Regions from separate parts of the Homo sapiens genome. Here region 2 is linked to region 1. The links are chromatin contacts, found by Hi-C in ENCODE. All regions are on one chromosome and are shown on one strand. Each heading gives the region's core, a stretch centred on a gene start or an enhancer-like site at or near the end of the contact. The rest is flanking DNA. Distances are from core to core; before and after follow the strand shown. Region 1 overlaps TBC1D5 (TBC1 domain family member 5). Region 2 overlaps TBC1D5 (TBC1 domain family member 5).

What was found. Hi-C counts contacts between places; a loop is a spot of excess contacts on that map. Pooled maps may share reads with other maps.
Region 2: a loop to region 1 is called in a map with no recorded cell type, with 6 times the contacts of the local background. The contact joins two enhancer-like sites. A Hi-C loop is called at or near these places in 5 of 37 single-sample maps with no recorded cell type and 3 of 50 pooled maps.

Annotation. Positions count from the first base shown.
Region 1 is chr3:17,192,198-17,197,670 of GRCh38, forward strand. The region is part of intron 19 of TBC1D5 (TBC1 domain family member 5); the gene reads right to left. Among named protein-coding and RNA genes, the nearest start is that of PLCL2-AS1, 140 kb to the left of the region's middle. RefSeq lists an enhancer at 4,061-4,170 and a silencer at 4,351-4,400. Within about 2 kb of position 3,219, at least 5 of the 41 ENCODE cell types and tissues checked have a DNase peak (open chromatin) inside an H3K27ac peak, as active enhancers do.
Region 2 is chr3:17,395,800-17,401,272 of GRCh38, forward strand. All of the region lies in intron 8 of TBC1D5 (TBC1 domain family member 5), which reads right to left. Among named protein-coding and RNA genes, the nearest start is that of PLCL2-AS1, 340 kb to the left of the region's middle. Within about 2 kb of position 3,377, at least 3 of the 41 ENCODE cell types and tissues checked have a DNase peak (open chromatin) inside an H3K27ac peak, as active enhancers do.

The DNA.
Region 1 (5,473 bases), core at 1,969-4,468:
CAAATAATGCAAATAACATAATAGAGAAGAAAAAAGTGAAAGGTGATTGCCAAGGAGAAAAAAGACATAACTGATTCCAAATCAAACTCCAAGTAATATTCTATACTCTAAACAAATCTGTATTCTAAACGACACTAAATAGAGAAACTTCTATGAAATAAATTGTAAAAAAAAAAAAAGGTAAATAATTAGCATATTTTGTCCCATGTGCAAACCTGGAGTAGTATAGCATTCTTATGGTAAAGGGCTTCCTTCTATATGATTAAAATGAGAACGTTAGTGGATGCTGCTCTTTATGGGTTGCCTAGAAATAACGTGATTCTTAAAGATATTTTAAAAATAAAGATGCTTACAAAATCCCCCAGTAAATAGCAGTTCCCATTTTTGGACAGGATGTAAACAAACAAGTTAAATGTAAATGGAAATGGCCTTTAGAAATTTTGAACTGAAATTCAAAGCTCAAGATGTCACATTTATGCTATCCAATTATATCATTTCAGAACTGGAAATGTCTTTAGAGATCATTTATTTCAACCCCTTCTTGTTTACAAATAAAGCAGCTTTTGTATGGCCAGGTAGCTGGGCAAGTAGCAGAAATCCCACTGGTAGGCTTCCTTGTTTTTCAGCCACTGAAGCACTGCGGTGTCCCACCGCTGACGTCCTCACTACCAGGGAACACTGGATTTGTCCCGACAGGATGGGTTTTCATAACAATCACTGAGCCCTTTTCCTTCTACCCCACATCCTCCTGTACTAGCAGTGCTCCTTCCTGACTATTGAAGGCTACAGCAAAGTCACTAAAACCTAAACTCCACAGGATTTTGTATCACTTTTCACTCCTTTAGTTTCCCCCAGAAACTTGGATAAAACCTCTACATTAAACAATACTGACTCCTTATAATTTATAAAGTTAAAAATTGCCTGTGATAAAATTGGGGTGGCCCGGTGAGGCATGAGTCAGGCTTTCTCCAGCCCAGAGCTCCTCGCTGATTGTGCTGCTTCAGCTGGCTCTAATAGATAGTGATCATTCAAACCCCTTCTCTTCAGGAGCCCAACAGGGGCTGCAGGGCAAGACCACAAGGTCAAGTATAGGGAGAAACCTTTATTTTTCCCTGCAAAAATTTTCTCTACCAAATTGCTACTTGACTTATAGCATATCCCTAGAATTGACAAATTACATATCAACTTCACATTCTCTTCATTGGTTTACATGCGAAGAGTTTCAAATCTCTTTTTGAAGTCAGGTGTTGGCAGGTTAAAATAATTAATTCAGATCACATGCTTGCCGTGGGTGCGACATATGGGGTATGGATTACAAATATTTTAAAAATAGTGCATGTAAGGTTCACAAAATTAAGGGAAAGAAATTTCCCTTTATATTCAGCTGTTGCTTATAAGTTTTATTGAGGGACTAAAAAAGATCTTCATTTCTTACCCCTTTTTATTCTTCGGGTCTACCTGATAAGGCAGAAATTCTTCATTGCCCAGTTATGACTAATAACTTCTTTTGTAGATAGCGCTAACCACAGACTCTATTTCCCTCAGTTTTCTAATTTGTAAAATAGGAAGCAATTCTAGCAGTGACCTTATAGCGTTGCTTGAGGATTAAAATAGCTAATACATGTAAAATGCTTAGAACAGAGGACACACTTACAGAAGGTGTTCTATAACTATTAGCACTTAGCCACCATTTACAAGGAGAACATGCTCACACTAGGATATATTTGAAGCTTGCTTTATATGTAGAAAATCTCATTCCTTATTTGGTATTCAATTAATGTTATTAATATCAATTTTTTCGATCTTTAATATGAATAAAAATCAGCTGGGGATCTTGTTAAAATGCAGAGTCTGATTTAGTAGGTCTGGGTTGGGGCCTAAGATTCTGCATTTCTAACAATCTCCCAGGGGATGGGATGCAGCTGGTCCATGGACCACAATTTGGATGGCAAGGATTTAAATAACTCATCTCACGCTAACCTTCTATTAATATTTACTTCTGAATATCTCTTCCCGTCATTCTAGGAAGGCTGTGAAGTACTTTACTATCTATCTGATCTAAGGCAATTTTAACAGATGGCTGCATGGTTAGAAGCGTATTTGGTGACAGTCCGAAAGACCTCTTCTCAACATGGAGTAGGATGCAGCGGGGAGAGAAGCAGGGTGACAAGCTTCCAGGAGAGCCTTCCAATCTCCCTGAGTTAGTTTTGTACTGAGTAGCTCTATTATTCTATTTAGAGCTAATTCTTAGACCATTAGATATCAGTTTATTCTATTGTAAACACAAACATTTATACAATTTCTCATTAAAAACAAGTGAAATATGAATTAATTTTATTGGATTATGCATGCTCTCTTCTGTAACTTTTGACAAAGGCTGTGTATTAAGTATCAGAGAATAAAAGATGCTTTTCAAACATAAAATGCAATGAAAAGGAAATGGCAAAAATACTTCCATAATTCATGGTATTTAAATTCATCCCTGATTTTCAGAAGATATCTTTCTGAATATATGATTTCTGAAAAAATCATAAGTAATATTTATTAAGAACTTTTAGCCTTTAGAAACATGCTTTTATACCTACTGCCATTTTAACATTGTGAGCCATTTTAATCTAATTTTGCTTTCCTAGAAGTTGCCTACAAAAAATAATAAAGTAAACAGAAAAGACAAGAACGGTGCCAGAAAACAGGATCATGTGCTACAAATATCTAAAGTAAAGTAAATAAGCTTACAATCTGGAATAAATATACTGGAAATTGAAATAAAACCTTTAATTAGGACCAACTTCACATAGGTGTAACCAGAGGAAGAATAAAACCTCACTTGCAGAGTTACAAACCTCATTATTTGCAAAAGTCCTATAACTGCAGTTTAAAATAATTATATGCATATGGTATGTCTTCTTAGCCCTGTAAAAATTCAAAAGGTATAAAAGGTGTCTCCTAGAAGTGCTTATGTATGGGAGTCTAATTAAATGGCATTTGTGGAGAAATGCTCCCATCTTTTGGGCTTTTATGCTGTCATTTCTGTGTTGTGTTTTTATAATTAGGCAACCTGACCAATCATTTGGAAACCCATGTAGTTCTCTCCTCCACCAGGACAATAAACACAGATGTTACTCTACTTAACAAGGGTTTTCCCCCTCCCCACTTACACGTGATAAGACCAACTGATGAAACCAGCCAGCCAGCACCAGGGCCTCCAGCTGAGTTTCTCATAGCAATGCTGGCTGGGCAAAACCATCTGCGTGCTCTCCCTTGCTGTTCCTGGCACCAAGGGTAGGCATCTGCACAATGGCTGGCCCAGATAGAAGGGCCTGAGCCAAGACTGTTTTTCTTATGACAAAGCTAATTGATCCGTGTGAAGATGAAATGTACACACTTGCACAACTTATTCTCTGGGCTAACTGACCTCTATAATGTCCCAATAGAGACAGACAAAAAACCGTACCCTGCAGCAAATCCAAGCTGAGGATCAAGTACAGTTTAAGAACTACTTTAAGTAACAACTGGTAAAAGCAAGTAAGTTTTGGAACAGCCTTGATATTTCTTTCTTTTTTTTTTTTTTTTAACATAAACATTACCACTTCTGAGACTTCTGGAAAGAAAAAAAGGTGAGAAGGAAATAATTCTCTAAATTGCCTGGTTTATTCATATGCCTATCATACTTTTGTTAGTTCATCCCTTAAGTTATACCCCATCTCTCACTAAATACCAACAATTCCTATTAGCTTTTTAAATAAGTGGTTGGTAAATGCTGCTGAGAAATGAAGCAACTTTTCAGGCTCTAGAGGACGCCAGAGCAAAGCCTAAGACATCTCAATACTTGCACAACACACAAAACCCTCAACAGCATTCATTTATTCCTAAACGTTTACTGAGTGCCAGACACAATATCTGGCACAGAAGATACAGTGACAAGCGCCTGCAAGAGCCTTATAAGTAAACACAAGTAGTTCTCTGACATTCAAAACGGGAAACATTTGCAGATTACGTAGGACACCCTCCATCTCAAGATGCTGCTGCTTTAGGTTTGGGGAGGGGCTCTGAAATCTGCAGCTTAACTAGGGCCCCAGCTACTTATTACAAGTGCTGAAAGCTCCTAGCAGAGAAGGCTCCATGGGACACAAGGTGCTTGGGCTGAGACTGGAAGGGACTCTATTTTGTGGCTACATCAATCACTCTGGTCAGAAGAGACAGTGAAGGGAAACAACACAGAAGTATGAGAAAGCATGCTTGGTTTAAGGGAAGTGAAACAGCTATGCATTCCTGAGGGGCTGGGGAGGAGTAAGAGGGAGGACTAATGATAAGGCTGAACAGGGTGAGACTGTAAAGGGCCCTACAGGGCATACCTTAAAATTGAGGGATTTATCCTAGGGAGAAGGGCTCCTGCAGAATTCTGATGAGGAGTCAAAGCATATGAGTCAGACATACACGATGCACACGTTGGTGTCGTGAAATACTTTGGGTATATGTTGACCATTAATAAAATGGATTAACTCTAAAATTTCTAATTAACATGGGTTTGTTACTTGAGAACAAGAAAATTATGTAGAGTGTAACCTTTCTATATTCTCATTCCTCCAACTCGCCAAATCCAGAAGCTGCATGTCATGAACTGTATAGAGTCAGTTCCGTTATAATGCTTGTTTTGAAAATGTGAACTTGTTTCAATGAGATCAATGTATTAGGGAATAATTGAGCATAACCCGAAGTTCACATTTGCTTACACACAACATCATCCTCAAGAAATAATGGGTGAATGCAGAAAACTCCACATAGATGAACGCAGCTACACGTAGGAATGCAGGAATACACAAAATGCCTACATGCATGCAACACAGATATCTGCCAGCTACCTCCATTCCGTGTGTGTTATGGGCTACTTCCATAACCAAATCCATCAGATTCCATCCAGATAACTCTCCTCCACCACTTCACAGTGACTCACAAGCTGCAACCCTTCCAATGTCCACTTCCGCAACTGAGCTTCAGGTATTTTTCAAGGTAAAGTATCATATTTATTGCACTATTTATTTCTTAATCACTTAACGTGTAAAACCACTCTACCACTTTTATTAGGTTCCTACTTTGTTTCATGTGGCACTGATGACCTTTTTTTTTAGTGTTGTACCTCGATCCAATTTTCCCCACAAGCCCTGGGGTTTTTATCTTATTATTTTTATTACTATTTTAGAGACAAAGTCTCGCTGTTACCCAGGCTGGAGTACAGTGGTGTGATCATGGCTCATCGCAGCCCTGAACTCCTAGGTTTAAGCGATCTTTTCACCTCAACCTCCCAAATAGCTAGAATTACAGGTGTGTGCCACCAAGCCCAGCTAATTTTTTTTGGTAGAAATGGGGTCTTGCTATGTTGTCCCAGCTGGTCTTGAACTCCTGGCCTCAAGCAATCCTCCCACCTCAGCCTCTCAAAGCACTGGGATTACAGGCATGAGTTACTGTGCCTAGA
Region 2 (5,473 bases), core at 2,127-4,626, 200 kb after region 1:
AAAAATTTAAGTTTTTAAAAATCTCACAAATTAGAATAAATGTATGCTAAGAATTTGCATGCTCAAATGAAACAGAAATAGGAAAAATATACTTTAAAACAGTACAGGAGCAGTACAGGAAAGATACTAAATATACATATGCAATAGTAATTATTTTGCTTTTATCTTAAGTGTCAAATGAGGAAGGACTACAGGCCATTTGACAGAAGCATTATTTTTCATATTCCTGAAAATCTGTTTTCCCCCCTCTTTAATATTTAAGAAACACACACAGGTTGCCGACAACTCTTAGAGAGCGGCTTGTGTTGTAGTTTTCACTTTCTCGGCTGTGAACAAGTGCATATGTGAGGGCTGGTCGTGCATGCACAAGCATGTACTTTGCCTGCATTAAATAAAATCACAACACAACACCAAGTACATCCACTCATTCATGTGTGCCTGCAGTCCACCTCGAGGAGACTGAAAATATAAATACAAGCTGCTATTTTGGTGTGATCACAGGAATATGGCAGCTTGTATTTTTTTTTTCTCTTTAACATTTTAACACTGGGCAGATTGTCGGCATTAACACACACCAAAATCAATTCTGCTCTGAAATTGCTTGTAAAATCCTTCTTCCCAGAGGAATTTGTTTTTTATTTCAATAAAAAATGGGCTTGGAGGAAACTGTGTAGGAGATACCGACATTTAGGACATCTTAACTTTGTAAAGTGTGACATCAATGGACCAAATTACTGGGAGTATTTCTTTTTCAAAATAGGAACTGAGAAAGAGGATCTTTAAATTAAAAAAAAAAATCAATAAATTACTCAGTAAAATAACTTTCGAATATGCTTAACATAGAAAAAAATTCAAAACTAATCTAGTTTCCATCCACATACTACAATGTAACATAATAACTACATTTGACCAAAAATTCAGGAAAGATTTACTGTAAAAATTCATGTCATTTTCTAAAGGTGAGAGAAAAGAAATAAAAGTAAATGTTTCACAGAGGCCATATCTAAAAGTTCAACATGAATAAAAAGCAAAATGTAGACATTTACATTACATATTACACAAAAATAAAACAATAATGAATTATCATTCCAATTTTAATATTTGTGCTGCTGGGGCGAGCATAATAATGAATTATCTATACAGCACTGTCCAAAGAACTTTCTGTAAGAATGGAAGTATCCTCTGTAAGAGTTGTCCAGTACAGTATATACAGTAGCCATTATCAGCTATAGCTACTGTGATGACTAAAATTTTTAATTTTATTTAAATTTATATTTAAACAGCCACATATGCCTGGTATCTACCAAACAGTACAGCACATATCTATAATTTTTAAAAAAGAATTTAAAGAATTTTTTTTTACTTCCCTACCTGCTCCTTTTCTCTTGCAAGCAATTATTAATGAATCCAGAAAATATCAAATAAGGTGTGTTTTAATTGAGGAGACAAAGTTTGCTTGCAAAATATCAAATTATAAGACTTAAAAAACTGAGAAGACAAAATTTGCTTAAATAGATTATGTTTGAAGCATGGCATACATATACACTATAAACAAAAGGAAACATTAAGATGAGAAAGTTACTTTTTTTTAAGACAGGATCTCACTCTTTTACCCAGGCTGGAGTGCACTGGCATGACCACAGCTTACTGCAGTCTCAACCTCCTGGGATCAAGAGATCCCCCAACTGCAGCCTGCCAAGTAGATGGGACTACAGGTGTGTGCCACCATGTCTGGCTAATGGCTAATTTCTGTGTTTTCTGTGGAGACGGTTTTGCCATGTTGCCCAGGCTGGTCTCAAATTCCTGGGCTCAAGTGATCCTCCTGCCTTGGCCTCCCAGAGTGCTGGGATTGAAGGCATGAGCCAACACACCTGGCCCAAGAAAGCTGCATCTTTAAAAACTCACCATGGAGATACAAGTAAGAAAAAGAATAATTAAATTATGAATGAGCTACCTAAAATGTTAACTACAATAACTAGAAATACAAAAGATCAAATATTGAAGATGATAACAGCATATCAATAGGCAATCAGATAAACTTTTAAATATGGTCAAAGTTACAATTATAAAAGTCAGTTAAAGAAATTTAATCATTTAATTCAAGAGAGGGAAAACACATTTGAAGAAAAGATGAGACTATTTGGCAATAGCTTATAAATATGTTAATCTGCAAATGATGTTATAGATGCTGCATATATATTTTTAGAATAGACCTTGATAGACCAAATAACATACTTCTTTGGCATCTAATATGGAAATGATATTTTATCGTGAACTCACTATTTCCACCATTTTAAATAATACTGAATTTCTTTTAATGTTACAGCTTTTGAAACATGGCAACATTTGTTCAGAATAGACAATTCAAGTTCTAAATTAGAATGCTGTAAATGGAAATTCCTTGATTTACCTTTTGATTATCAGTTTTTTCAGTAATAAAAATGGGAATAGTAACAACCTCATTAGGTTAAGATAAAGAACAATTAATTGAAATGATTGCAAAACGCTTTGAGGCAAAAAAGGGTGACATAAAGGAATATTAAAATTGGCTGAAGAGGAAGATAATATTTAATACAGTGACGTATCCAGATCAAATAAATTAAATAATGATGGCAGAATCACAGCTCATGAAATCAAATTATCTTGTTTAAACTCATACTAGAAAGTTGATAATATTATTTTTTGAAGTGTGCTTATGTCTGTGAAAATTTAAAGATGTTTGAGATAATTACTAAAATTGAACAACACTGATCATCAGTGATAAGATTCACAATCAATGATCATTTATTAAGCATCAACTTGGTGATAACCAGTGAGACAAAAACAAGACTAGGTCCATGCCTTCAAAGGGTTTACTACTAGGTTTGAAAGGTAAGATCTGGGCTAACACAAGAGCTCTTGTACATACTGCTTCTCTTAATGACACCAATAATCCTGCATTGTAATTTTTTTTTCCTGTTTTCTCTGTAAGCTTCTTAAGGGTCCATATCACATTTATCTTGGCATCTCTAGTGCCTGGTACACTAAGGAGATCAATATAAATGTATTGAATACACTGACAGATGGACCTAAATAAATAAAAGACCAAACAAAATTAAATAATATTAAAAAGTTATTAAGAAAATTCTATAGAACACAGACTAGGCACAAATGATTTCCAATTGCCAAGACTGGAAAATGTTTCATAAACTTGGGTGATGAACTCAGGCCTTGAATGGTTAGCTGTTAGGAATCTAACAGGAAGCAGAGGGAAGCAGCATTCCAGCAGAGGAGAGCATGAAAGATTCCAAAACATTGAAAATGGAAAGCACAAAACCTGTTCATTGAATAATGCCAGAAGCACTTGTCTAAAAGGGAACTGGGTATGTATTAGAGAAACTGAGTAAGTCCATTCTTCTTCAGGGCACAGGGAGTCATAGAAAGTTCTGGATTAGGCAAATAGAGTGATTATAAATCTGCTTTGAGTAGAGTGATTAGGCTGTTAACACATGGAATGGACTGGAAGTGGAAAAACACTAGATCCCAAGAAAACAATTAAACAAGTAAGTGACTGTGGGCAGGAGGTAAAAAGGATCTGAAACAGAGCAGTAAAAACGGAACAGAAACTTATGAATGTGAGAAAACTACACATAATGATCCCCTAATTTGTATTTTGAAACATAAAATACATATCCCCAACCCATCTACCTACTCCTGTCTTTATTACTACATTTTTAGTCTAATAAATCGCTAACATTACCTAACTTGAAATACTCCAATAGACTCCTAGTTGCTTTTCCAGCTTCCATTCTTACATCCACCTTTGCCCCACTGCACAGCAGCCATAATTATCTTTGTAGGTATCATGCCACTGCTCAATGTCCTCCAAAAGCTTCCTATTGCAATCAGAATAAATCTTTACTTTTTACTGTGGTCTACAAGACTGTCCTGGCCTTTGCTCTCCTCTCAGATTTCCTTCTCTAAAGCACTTGCTCTAGCCGAACTGACTTCTTTTTGCTCCTCTAAACACTGAGCTCATTTTCATTGAGAAACTAACCTTGCCCTAGCTACTCCCTCTGTCTACATGTTCTTGCCCTAGTTCTTCAGATGTCTGGCCTTTAAATTTTTTCACATCTCAGCTCAAATGTCATCTTCTCAAAGATGTCTTCTCCAATCACTATTCCTAAAGTAGCCATCCCACTGGCTACTCTCCTTCTAGCTATCTAGTTACTCTGCCTTATTTCTTCAGAAAAATGATCACCCTCTGTAATTATTCTCTTTATCTATACATGCTTACTGTCTCACCACTCTCCCCGACACCACACTAAAATATACAACCTGTGATGGCAGCATCCTATCTGTGTTATTCACCACTCCACTCTGTCCCCCACAGTGCAAAGGGCAATTATGGAACATAGCGATGCTCCATAAATATACATTTTTTCAAAAATTCTTATCACAAAGCTAGAAAACAAGTAACACTTTATAACCTTATCTGGGCTGTACTTCTTTTATATTATTAGGAAATTCCTCATAGACTGAAATGAAAATCATATATTTTAGATCATATAGTACCTTATAAAGATGTAAACTAAATTTATACAAGCTATTCAGCTTTTACAATTAAATAATTTGGTGGACTTAAAATAAGACTAACCGCCTTACCTCACAAGCTAAGTATTTGCCAGAAAATTTATATAGAAATGACAAGGAGACTTAATCTAAATGTGGAGAGAGCCATGGGAGAGTCTTCAAGAGAATAAGATATGGAACCCTCCTGTGATGGTTAATATTGAGTGTCAACTTGATTGGACTGAGGGATGCAAAGTATTGTTCCTGGGTGTGTCTGTGAGGGTGTTGCCAAAGGAGATTAAAATTTGAGTCAGTGGACTCAGAGAGGCAGCCCCATCCTCACTCTGGATGGGCACCATCTAATCAGCTGCCAGTGTGGCTAGAATAAAGCAGGCAGAAGAAGGTGGAAAGAGCAGGCTTGCTGAATCTTCCAGCCTTCATCTTTCTCCCACGGTGGATGCTTCCTGCCCTCGAACATCAGACTCCAAGTTCTTCAGGTTTTGGACTCTTGGACTTACACCAGCAGTTTGCCAGGGGCTCTTGGGGCCTTCAGCCATAGACTGAAGGCTGCACTGTCGGCTTCCCTACTTTTAAGGTGTTGGGACTCGGACTGGCTTCCTTGCTTGTCAGCTTGCAGATGGCCTATTGTGGGACTTCACCATGATCATGTGAGTCAATACTCCTTAATAAACTCCCCTTTATATATACATCTTTCCTAACAGTTCTGTCCCTCTAGAGAACGCTAATACATTTCCCTACTATTCTATCAACTATAGGGCCTCCTAGCTACCTTCTTTGGGTCACTGGTTTGCCATTTTAATTAAAATCAACTAGTAGAGATACATTTTAAGAAAAACACTGTATGTGTGTGTACATACACACACACACATGTATGTGTATAATATACATATATATGTATGTG